Linked DNA regions of Homo sapiens: regions 1 and 3 are each linked to region 2. The links are chromatin contacts, found by Hi-C in ENCODE. All regions are on one chromosome and are shown on one strand. Each heading gives the region's core, a stretch centred on a gene start or an enhancer-like site at or near the end of the contact. The rest is flanking DNA. Distances are from core to core; before and after follow the strand shown. Region 1 has its middle 73 kb from the start of RFC3. Region 2 has its middle 140 kb from the start of FRY-AS1. Region 3 overlaps STARD13 (StAR related lipid transfer domain containing 13).

Region 1 (3,540 bases), core at 173-2,672, 1.8 Mb before region 2:
CTTTTCTTATTTCTCTCCATATATAGAAATATTCTGCCTTTACAACATTTTCAATATCTATTCCATAGTCCCTTGGAAAGATGTATGCTTTTATTCTACAAATCCCCTTATGTTGGACATTCCGTTTAGTTTCAATCTTCTAATATGATAAGCAATGCTGCAATGAACTTCTTTGTAGGTAAATATTAGGACAAATTAATGATTTATGCTGTTGCTTAGGATGTTTTAGAATTGCTGGTTTTAAAATATGCTAATTTTAATCCTTTTGGTATTTCCAATCTGCTTTATTTATTTATTTATTTATTTATTTATTTTTTGGAGATGGAGTCTCACTCTGTCACCCAGGTTGGAGTGCAGTGGTGTGATCTTGGCTCACTGCAAGCTCTGCCTCCCAGGTTCACGCCATTCTCCTGTCTCAGCCTCCCGAGTAGCTGGGACTACAGGCGCCTACCACCATGCCCGGCTAATTTTTTGTATTTTTAGTAGAGACGGGGTTTCACCGTGTTAGCCAGGATGGTCTCAATCTCCTGACCTCGTGATCCGCCTGCCTCCACCTCCCAAAGTGCTGGGGTTACAGGCATGAACCACCACGCCCGGCCTCCAACCTGCTTTATTAAAAGGCAATACTAAAGTGAAATCTCAGCCATACAGTCTACGTACCATGACTCCTCTTTAGCCACTTTCTATTTCACAATGAACTCCTACATTTTCCATACAGCTACTTTGAACTCTAAATAGGTTCATCATTTCTCTCAATACTGCCAATGCTGGTTATTATCATTTTGTTTCATCTTTGGCAATGCAATAGTAGGAATTCAACAGAGGGCATTGCAATATTATAAGTCCTCTTACTAAATGGAGCATTTAATGAGTACTTGCCCTTCCGAATGAGCATCCGTTGTGGGACAAGCCTGTACTACATGTTGGATATGAAGGTGGATGTGATGTGGTCACTGCCTCCAGGAAGCTTTAGCTTTAGCTAAAGGCATTAAGCCCCCAAGGATGAAGTAGTGGGGGTTTAAGCAGAAGCTGTTTTAAAGAGGGTGAGTGCAAAACGTGTGGTGAGCCACAGGACCATGTGTATTCAAATGTATGCCATGGGCTGCTGCTGCTGCTGCTGTTTCATATCACTTGGCACTGCTGAGAAGGCTGGCAGTGAGGCTGGTTAAATTTGTAATAAGTTGTTCATTTCTGCATAAAGGAAAAATGGAACAGCAATTTTTCTTTTCTAATGTTCAGTTACCACTGTCCTTTATGTGAAACGATAACAATGGACTCCCTCCCATCAGCATCTTTGAAACACTCTCCTCCTGTGGAGACGACTGGCCTGTGGTTGTGCAGCAGAGCAGACATGCTCATTTCTGTCGTCAGGTCACCATGTTCCCTGCAGGTGTGTGGCTCATCGTAATCCTCTATGCTTGCACTTAATGGGTTTTTTTTTGCAAGATTAAAAATGCAGGTGTAGCACACATCATTAATCCCCAATTTCAGTTAACTGAACTGTGTGTGTATTTATGCAGCTGCTGACTCCTGAGACACCCACTTGGAAAGAAGACAAAAGTTCTGAATGTACCTTTCTGTAATTCAGTAAACATACAGAGTACAAATTAAAAAAAAAAAATTAAGGATTTTTAATTCAACAGCCTTGCCAATGGGGGCACTGGCCACAAACACACTTGTTCATGAAAAGATCTATTTCAAGTATTCTCCTGGAAGCAAGAACCAGTATCTGGAATGTAGGCAGCATTTGTTCTTTAAACAAAATTAAAGTTTTACAGGAATGCAATGCTGTGTACTCATTAAAAAAAAATTACAAGTAGAAAAATCTGGAAAGAATCCATTTTGTGCTGTGTCTTTCCGACTGGAGGTTGTAAGTGGTAGCCCCTCCCCTGCCCTGGAGGACTTCCCTGCTCCACCCAGCTGCTCTAATCCCATATACTTCCTGCCTGGAATCCTCCTGAAGCTGCTTCCATCTTCTACCCCACTTCCTCTTGCTGAGCAGCATAGTAACTACCGTTCACATCACCTCCACTATGTTCATCATTCTGTGAAGTAAATAAAAGTGGAGGAAAGGCCCCACTACAGAAGATGAGGTGCAAAAAATGCCACCTCAGAATGTGGCATATTGACATACTGAGTGAAGCATGCTGAAGGAAATTGAGAAAACCTCAGAAGCAAGATAGTCTCTCTGACCTTCTCCCACCCCTTCTCCCCTACAGTGGGACATAGAAACTGAAATTCCTCTTGTCCCTCTCTCCCCTGAAGTGGGCCTTAAAACCTAGGAAGGTTACCTCTGACCTACTCCCACCCTCCTCCCCTGAAGATTTTCATGTGACAGGTGTCTTGTCCTATAGCTGGAGGGAAGGAATGTCACACAGAGAGGCCAAGAGGAATCTGAACAAGCAGGCCTTACCAAGTACCCCCCGCTTATTACCACTTGATCATATCCTTTTGCCTCCAGTCATACTTCTGCATGACTGTCCATAAAAATCCACACTTTTCCCTGGGTCTTTGAGTTTTCATTACTGAAGGTGCCTATGTCACTTAAAACTTGCATTAAATAAATGTGTTATGCTTTTCTCTTGCTAATCCGTATTTTGTTATGGGCCTCAGCCATGAACTGTGAGAGATAAAGAAAAGATACTAAGTTTTCTCCCCTACATAGATGAGGAAGTTGCAACTCAGCAAGAATCAGTGACTTTCCAAGGTCCCATCTTTTCTGAAGGATGCTCCAAGCACCCTGAGTGCACACGCAGGGAACTGGAAGGCCACAGCTCACTCTGCACCCAAACCTGCAGGAAGAAGTTTCTCTAGGAACCAGTCAGGGGCAAGTTGTAGGACTCTTAGCAATAACCTCTGCTGCAGGGTGGAAGAAGCTTCTGCCTGGAAGGCCAGGGGAATGAGGGAGGCTGAATGAGTTTGCCCTCTCCACCAACTCGCCCCACTCTGTCACCACAGCTCCAGTTGTCTCTTTCAGTTCTCATGAAGAGCTCCCAGTTACATGTTAGCTTATTCTCATTGTTTCTAAAGTCTGAGGTGACAGACAGGAAGTCTGTTGATTGTGAAAGATCAGATCCATAATCATCAAAACATACTTGCCCTGGCAATGTCAGTGTGCGAGAGCAGTACCATTCGTTCACATATCCTCCTTCTCTAAACCACCCTCTGTTTCACAATGAAGCCCCGAATTTTCCATATGGCTGGTCTGGACCCTGCATGAGTTCATCATTTCTTGTTTTACCCACTCAGCAAACATTTATGGAGCCATTACTCTGCTGGAGGCTGTTTACAAAGAGTCAAATAAAGCAACATCTCTTATCTCTCCCTTTCCCCCTTCTCTTCCCACTGAGAGCTCACAACATAACAGGTTCTCCAGCTTTCTTCTTCCTGGTTGAGCTGAGCCATTGCAAGCCCCAGGCATCCCAGGGCCTCACCTGGGACTCTACACACACTGATGAATGGGTGGAGGCCGAGTTCACTGTCAGTGTGGAGACTACTCTATGTGGGGCTGTAACACCTGCAAGGGAAAGGGATGGGGCG
Region 2 (3,164 bases), core at 221-2,720:
CCTCAGTGTAGCAGGCTAAATAGTAGCCCCCCTAAGAGGTCCAAATCCTAATCTCTGGAATCTGTGTCTATGTTACCTTAACAGCAAAAAGGACTTTGCAGATGATGTTAAGGACCCTGAGATAGGAATTTTATTCTGGATTATCTATGTGAGCCCTAAATGCAAGCCCAAGGGGCCTTGTAAGAGGGAGGCAGGAGGGTCAGAGTCAGAGGAGATGTGATCGTGGAAACAGAGGACAGAGTCTATGCGGCCAGGAGCCAGGCAATGCAGTTGGCCTCTAGGAGCTGGAAAAGGCAAGACAAGGATTCCCCTACAGTTTAGAAGGAACACAGCCATGCTGACCCAGTTGACTTCCAACCTCCAGAACTGTAGTAGAAATTTACATTGCTTTAAGCAACTAAATTTGTGGCAATTTATTACAGCAGCCATAAGGAATAAATATGCTCGTGGTAGAAGTATGCAGGGCATTACGTACTGTCTGTTGAAAGTAAAATGTAAAGAAATAATAGATGTCAAAATAACAGATAATGTTAAGCAGCTACTAATCCATGTAGCATTACAAATAAAATAAAAGTAATGAGGCTGGGTGCAGTGACTCACACCTGTAATCCCAGTACTTTAGGAGGCCGAGGCGGGCAGATCACTTGAGGCCAGCCTGGGAGTTCGAGACCAGCCTGGCCATCATGGTGAAACCCCATCTCCATCTCTACTAGAAATACAAAAACTAGCAGGGCGTGGTGGCACACACCTGTAATCCCAGCTACTCAGGAGGCTGAGGCATGAGAACTGCTTAAACCTGGGAGGCGGAGGTTGCAGTGAGCTGAGACTGCGCCACTGCACTCCAGCCAAAAAAAAGTAATGACATCTAGGTTAAGGTTTAAAGTCTCCAATAGTCAATATTAGTATTTAGGGAACTTTTAAAAAATTATGTCTGAATGGGTACAAACATACAGTTAGATAGAAGAGATAAAACCCAGTGTTCAATAGCTCACTATAGGGTGACTATAGTTAACATTAATCTACTGTACATTTCAAGATAGCTAGCAGAGAATAATTCCACTGTCCCTGACATAAAGAAAAGACAAGTATTTAAGGTGATGGATACCCCAATTACCCTTATCTTTATATATTATACGACTGTATCAAACTGTCACATGTACTCCCAAAATATGTACCTCTATTATGTATCAATAAAAAAACTATCAATTTTTTTAAAAACTATGCCTGATCTCAGGATCCAGTGGTTTATATCTTACCATTTTTCTGCTTGTTATGAGTTACTTCCACCTTATTTTTCTTTATTTACATTATTCTCCTTTTATTCACAAGGTCAAAGTTTGTGGTCTAAAATTATCTCTTTTTCTTGTCTTAGAGCCATGCCCTGTGGGGAGAAAGCTCGGCTGTGGTTTTTAGCTCCCAGGAGTCCCATGAGGCTACTTAGTTAAGCAGCTGTGAAGGCTGCTTTCTTTTGAGGGTGGAGTCCCTGTTTTCATGGTGGGAAACAGCTCTTACTCCCAGGGCTATTCAGTGAGCCATCAGACAGCCTTGCTGCCTCCTCTGCCAGGGACATTCTTTTCACCAGAACTGTCAGAGTCACAGAGTGGAGCCTCCTCAGCCCCTCCACGGGAACACAGACAAGGACTAGGGTTTATGGGCCTCACTTGGTGGACAGTGTCATTTCAGATGTGTGCCTGCTGAATAGTGAGTCTTTTAGAACTCAGGGTCATAGGGGCTGGGGATAGGGAAGAACCTTCCTAACAAGATTGTAATCCATTCTTAAAATGTAATTTTAAGAAGTTGGAATGTAAATGTAAATCATAAGTTACCTTCTGATTTTCTTCCAGTCAAAATTACACAAAGACACCTTTTCTTCAAGCTCAGCACTGAATTCCATTTAAACCTTGACTCGAGTAAGTACAAAACATTTTCCCTAACTTGGATACCCTTTCTCCTGCCCATTCTTCAAATATCAAATCTTTAAGGATGTTTCTCTGATTGATCCAGTTCAGAGAGATCTCTCCCACCCCTGCACATCTCTAATTTGTTTTCCCAAGTTTCCAATAATTTATAACTCCAACTTAAAGTCACAATCTAAAAGCCTTAGATAAACCAAGTGCTTGGATCTCAGATCACTTTTTCCCAAAGAAAAATGCAGTAGCTAATCACGGCAGCCACAGTGAGCTGTGCAGGCTGCACACTGCAACTTCAGCAGCTTGCTCTATTATCACTGACACTTACTAAGCGCACGACATGTGCAAGACACTGTACTATGAATATCATGAGGATCACTTGGTTCCTTCAGTCCCCATACAAACCTTGTTATTTTCATTTTACAGGTAGGAATATTGGGGTTCCTTCTGAAAAGAGGTTAGGTAAATTGTGCAAATTCACACAGCTGGTACACATGGATCCCATCTCAAACCCAGGCCTGTTTAAATTAATCATACTAGGCACTTGGAACCAAAGAACTTAACAGTAGGGAGCAATGCTGTGGCAAATAAGGCACAAATAGTAAAATTTAAATATGCAATTATACCAGTCCTTTATACTGGTCTGATTTATATAATTATACTGAATTTTATTAGAATTCAAAGTGAAATTATAGATGAGATGTTGCCCATAGAAGGATTTGTCTTCCAATATTGAAAGATCAATACTAGGTTTCTAATCTGTATACCTGCTTCAGAACAATTCAAAATGAGAAAGAAAGCAAAGAATAAAATATATTCTATGTGAGTTCCTCAAATAAGCCATCAAGGAACCCAAGTATTTACAAAAACTCTCTCAAAGATGCCTATCACAACTTAATCTCAATTCTACCACTCCATGAATTATTTGACCTTTTGAGTAGTTGTTGTAAAATATAGCAAGGATGATAAAGGTGAGAACTGAGGGTAATACCACGTCATATTAAATGTAATTTGATATGGCAGGAAGCTTAATCTGCACAACAAAAAGGTTTATAATTTATGGTGGCTAAATGGCTGATTTAACATGGTGCTTTTGTTCATTATTTGAAAAACTACTGGGAATTAAGACTTTGCATAGAAATGCAAATTCCTATTCTAGTGTTGTTTCTGGGAAAAAAATCATACTGAATGTACCTCATTTTATTTTTTTTCCCTGCAAATATAATTTGCTATAACTTTGAGTACCCCTTGAAG
Region 3 (3,397 bases), core at 649-3,148, 1.3 Mb before region 2:
CTCTTCCTTTGTCTATAGAGATAACTCAATTCACACCAAATAGCTATATTCTTCAATAATTAACCCTGCCTAAATCTGTCTATAGAACTGAGTTTTCAACCAGTACGCTTACAGGGTGCCTCACATGGGATATGAGTGTGCCCTGAATTGGTAATAGGTGTGCTGAAAATATTGACCTCCTCAGTCTTGGGCTGGCTGAGCGGGACCTGGGGTGACCAAAGGCTTGAGCTTCCCATAGCCTAGTAGCTTATCCCAGCATGTAGTACAAACACAACGTGTGTGCCATGTGTGAAAAAGGCTGGGAAGCAGGCAGTGTGGCCACCCTATATTCATTTCCCCGGCACAGTGGCCCCAGCCTTTGTTGAATATACACTCATATCAGTAACAAAATCTTGAGCAGTACTCCCAATATATCTATCTTTATGTATTTTATAAGTTACATGCAGTTCTACTGTCATTAATATCTCAAGTCATAAAGGCCAAAGTCCATCAATAATTACGTAAATCTCTATTTCAAATAGTCTTCCAGACAATTTTACACTAGTTCAGTTGGCTTCTTTTCTGGTCTAAATCTGTGTTCATTATTGCTGCCTTGTAGAAGTGACTGTTAACAGGGCCAGTACTAGGAGTAAGGGAATTTCAGCTTTGTCTCTTTCTTGTTGGCTACTCATTGCTGGTAATTAATATTTTCTCTTTGTGGTTCCTCTGCAAGAATCTTTTTAAGTTGCCTCTCCATTCTGTTAGGATTAGTTTGGTTAAAGATAAGCAATGTAGCTCACAGTCTCTCAATCGAGTCCATGTCGGCTGCCGCACATCATGATGTAGGGCAGTACTGAAAGCAAGCGTGGAGGTAAGATTGCTGGGGTCAATCCTCTCTACTATACAATCGCCACCCTCCCTCCCAGAAACCACTGGCAGGCTGGCAGCTCCAGTGAGGGCGCCTCCTATCATATCCTGATATTGCATACTGGCATAACAATTTGTTTCTTTAAAAATATTTATTTTATTTGTATTTATTATTATTATTGTTTTTTGAGACAGAGTCTCGCTTCATTGTCCAGGCTGGAGAGTGGTGCAATCTCAGCTCACTTTGCCCCCCAGGTTCCAGCGATTCTTGTGCCTCAGCCTCCTGAGTAGCTGGGATTACAGGCATGCGTCGTGTCACCACGCCCAGCTAATTTTTGTAGTCTTAGTAGAGTCGGGGTTTCGCCATATTGGCCAGGCTGGTCTTGAACTCCTGACCTCAAATGATCCACCCACCTCGGCCTCCCAAAGTGCTGAGATTACAGGCGTGAGCCACTGCACCCAGCCTAATTCTTTAAAAATATTTTAGAATATTTTAATACGAAATTTTAAACACAGATAACATTTCTCATATAATCATCTGAACCCTATTTTGGAGAGCATTGTTCTTGTGGCCTCTAAGTGTCTATTACCTCCCTTCTTAACCAAATGGAGAAAGCTTTTAGTTGTTATGTGTGTCCCATCTGCCAACCACAGTACAGAGCACTCATTTCATCCTCACGACCACCCTTTGAGGGAGAATGATTGTCTCCATTTTACAGATGAAAAAACTGAGGCTCAGAGGGTTTATTAACTTGTACAAGTTGGCATTGCTTGTAAGAAAGAGAGACAGATTTGAAACATATGATCTTTCCCATCTTCCTTCCTTCTTACCGCCTTCCTTCACTTAGGGCTTGGGGTAATTTCCGTTCTTGTGTCTAAAGAACTAAGTCCTAGAAAATAATGAATTTTCAGATCTCAAGACATGCTTTACGATAATACTGTCGTGGGTGCTACGTGTCGGCTTCCTGGCTAAAATTGCAGCATCGTTATGGCTGGTTTCTGTCCATGCGGCAAATCTGGTTGCTATGGTATCCTTCACATAGAAAAATATTTGTCAGCTCCAGGTGGCTGGAACACCACACAGGCTTACTGATAGTGAGAATACAAGCAATGATTCAGTGAATTACAGGACAGTCTCCTGAGAGAAAAATGTGGTCCCCGGGGACTTTGATGAAGTAGCCTAGAGATGTTCACTTTGTATTTTTCCCGCTACAAAACTTCAACTTTAGTTGGTTGAGTTACAGAGAGAGTGGCTAAATCTGCAAAGATGTCAGTAACAGGGGATTACTGAAATAGTGTTCCTTCCTGTGGGGGAATATATATTGCATTAAAATAAATGAATGTGTTGACCTAGTAAAATTAAATTGCCATATCCAAAGTAGTGGCAGATTAGGCATTTTAATTGTTGGTCATTGATTTAAATCATCTCCTGAGTCAGAATGTATTCTCATTGAACATGATTACATCCAGATAATGTTTTCTTCCAGTAAGAGGGAAAGAACAAAGGAAAATAAATAAAACACAGTTCACTAGAATCTCATAAAAGTTCTTGCACAAGAAGTGAAGTAGCATGGGAAAATATGAGTTCTTTTACAAAAACAACTTTTTCCTTGAAGTCACTGCAAGATTGCTGTTCACATAACATATTGGTATGTGTATATGTTTATACAAGAGGGGGCTGCAGGCCCAGGAAAATGTAAATAAATCAAAGTCTCTATGGTAGCTGTGGTCATTTTAAAAAATGACTAACAGCATATATAATCTCCTTTCAAAAAAACAGTGAGTTGTTCGTTTCTGATTTTTTAAAAATCCATTTTCACTTTCTCCAAAGAAGCCCATATTTGAGGGTTGAGAATCATTTTTCTTTTCCTCCCAATTCTTCACTGCTTTGAATTTGTTTTATATTCTGCCCAATACAAGCAAAGCATTATAGTATTGAAAAGTTTTCTATTAAAAAACATGACAAATTACATCTAGTTTATATTAAAGTAATTTCATTCTGCACTAAATACCTTAAAATATGATGTTTAAGTATAAACTTACTTTTAAATCAAAAACAAATGCTGATTAACCTTTTAAAAATATTCTTACCATGAAAGAATGTACATTTACAAGATAATGTAAATCAGGGATTTTTTTTTAAGATTCAGTCAAAATATTTTTTTAATGAAAACATTAATCCTCTTAGTAAACTGAATTTCATAGCAGAATGTTTCCATAATGAATATTAACCATCTCTCCTTACTTAAATTATTTACCAAAATTCATTTAATACACAATTTTTAAGGTTTTTTTGAAGTGAAGTATATTTATGGTTCAAATATCATCAAATAAAAATATGGTATTAGGCATGTGCTGTGTTCATTGCCTTCTCCGTGTGACTTTTCTGCTAAGTTTAGTCCATTGAATCTAAGTCCAGATTGAGGCAAGAAGAGCTAGAAGAGTATGCATCTACCTAGCAAATACTCTGTCTTTCTTTTTCCCTATATAAGTGAAATAAGCTCTAACACTCCTTGAGGTCTCTGGGATCATTCTGGACTAGTTTGTAACA

What was found. Hi-C counts contacts between places; a loop is a spot of excess contacts on that map. Pooled maps may share reads with other maps.
Region 1: a map with no recorded cell type shows a loop between it and region 2 (3-fold over the local background). The contact joins two enhancer-like sites. A Hi-C loop is called at or near these places in 2 of 37 single-sample maps with no recorded cell type and 2 of 50 pooled maps.
Region 3: a map with no recorded cell type shows a loop between it and region 2 (4-fold over the local background). The contact joins two enhancer-like sites. A Hi-C loop is called at or near these places in 2 of 37 single-sample maps with no recorded cell type and 1 of 50 pooled maps.

The regions. Positions count from the first base shown.
Region 1 is chr13:33,743,638-33,747,177 of GRCh38, reverse strand. No RefSeq gene overlaps it. Among named protein-coding and RNA genes, the nearest start is that of RFC3, 73 kb to the left of the region's middle. Within about 2 kb of position 1,422, at least 10 of the 41 ENCODE cell types and tissues checked have a DNase peak (open chromatin) inside an H3K27ac peak, as active enhancers do.
Region 2 is chr13:31,894,942-31,898,105 of GRCh38, reverse strand. It overlaps the pseudogene EEF1DP3. Among named protein-coding and RNA genes, the nearest start is that of FRY-AS1, 140 kb to the left of the region's middle. Within about 2 kb of position 1,470, at least 5 of the 41 ENCODE cell types and tissues checked have a DNase peak (open chromatin) inside an H3K27ac peak, as active enhancers do.
Region 3 is chr13:33,194,017-33,197,413 of GRCh38, reverse strand. All of the region lies in intron 1 of STARD13 (StAR related lipid transfer domain containing 13), which reads left to right. Among named protein-coding and RNA genes, the nearest start is that of STARD13-AS, 82 kb to the left of the region's middle. RefSeq lists a silencer at 1,178-1,368. Within about 2 kb of position 1,898, at least 11 of the 41 ENCODE cell types and tissues checked have a DNase peak (open chromatin) inside an H3K27ac peak, as active enhancers do.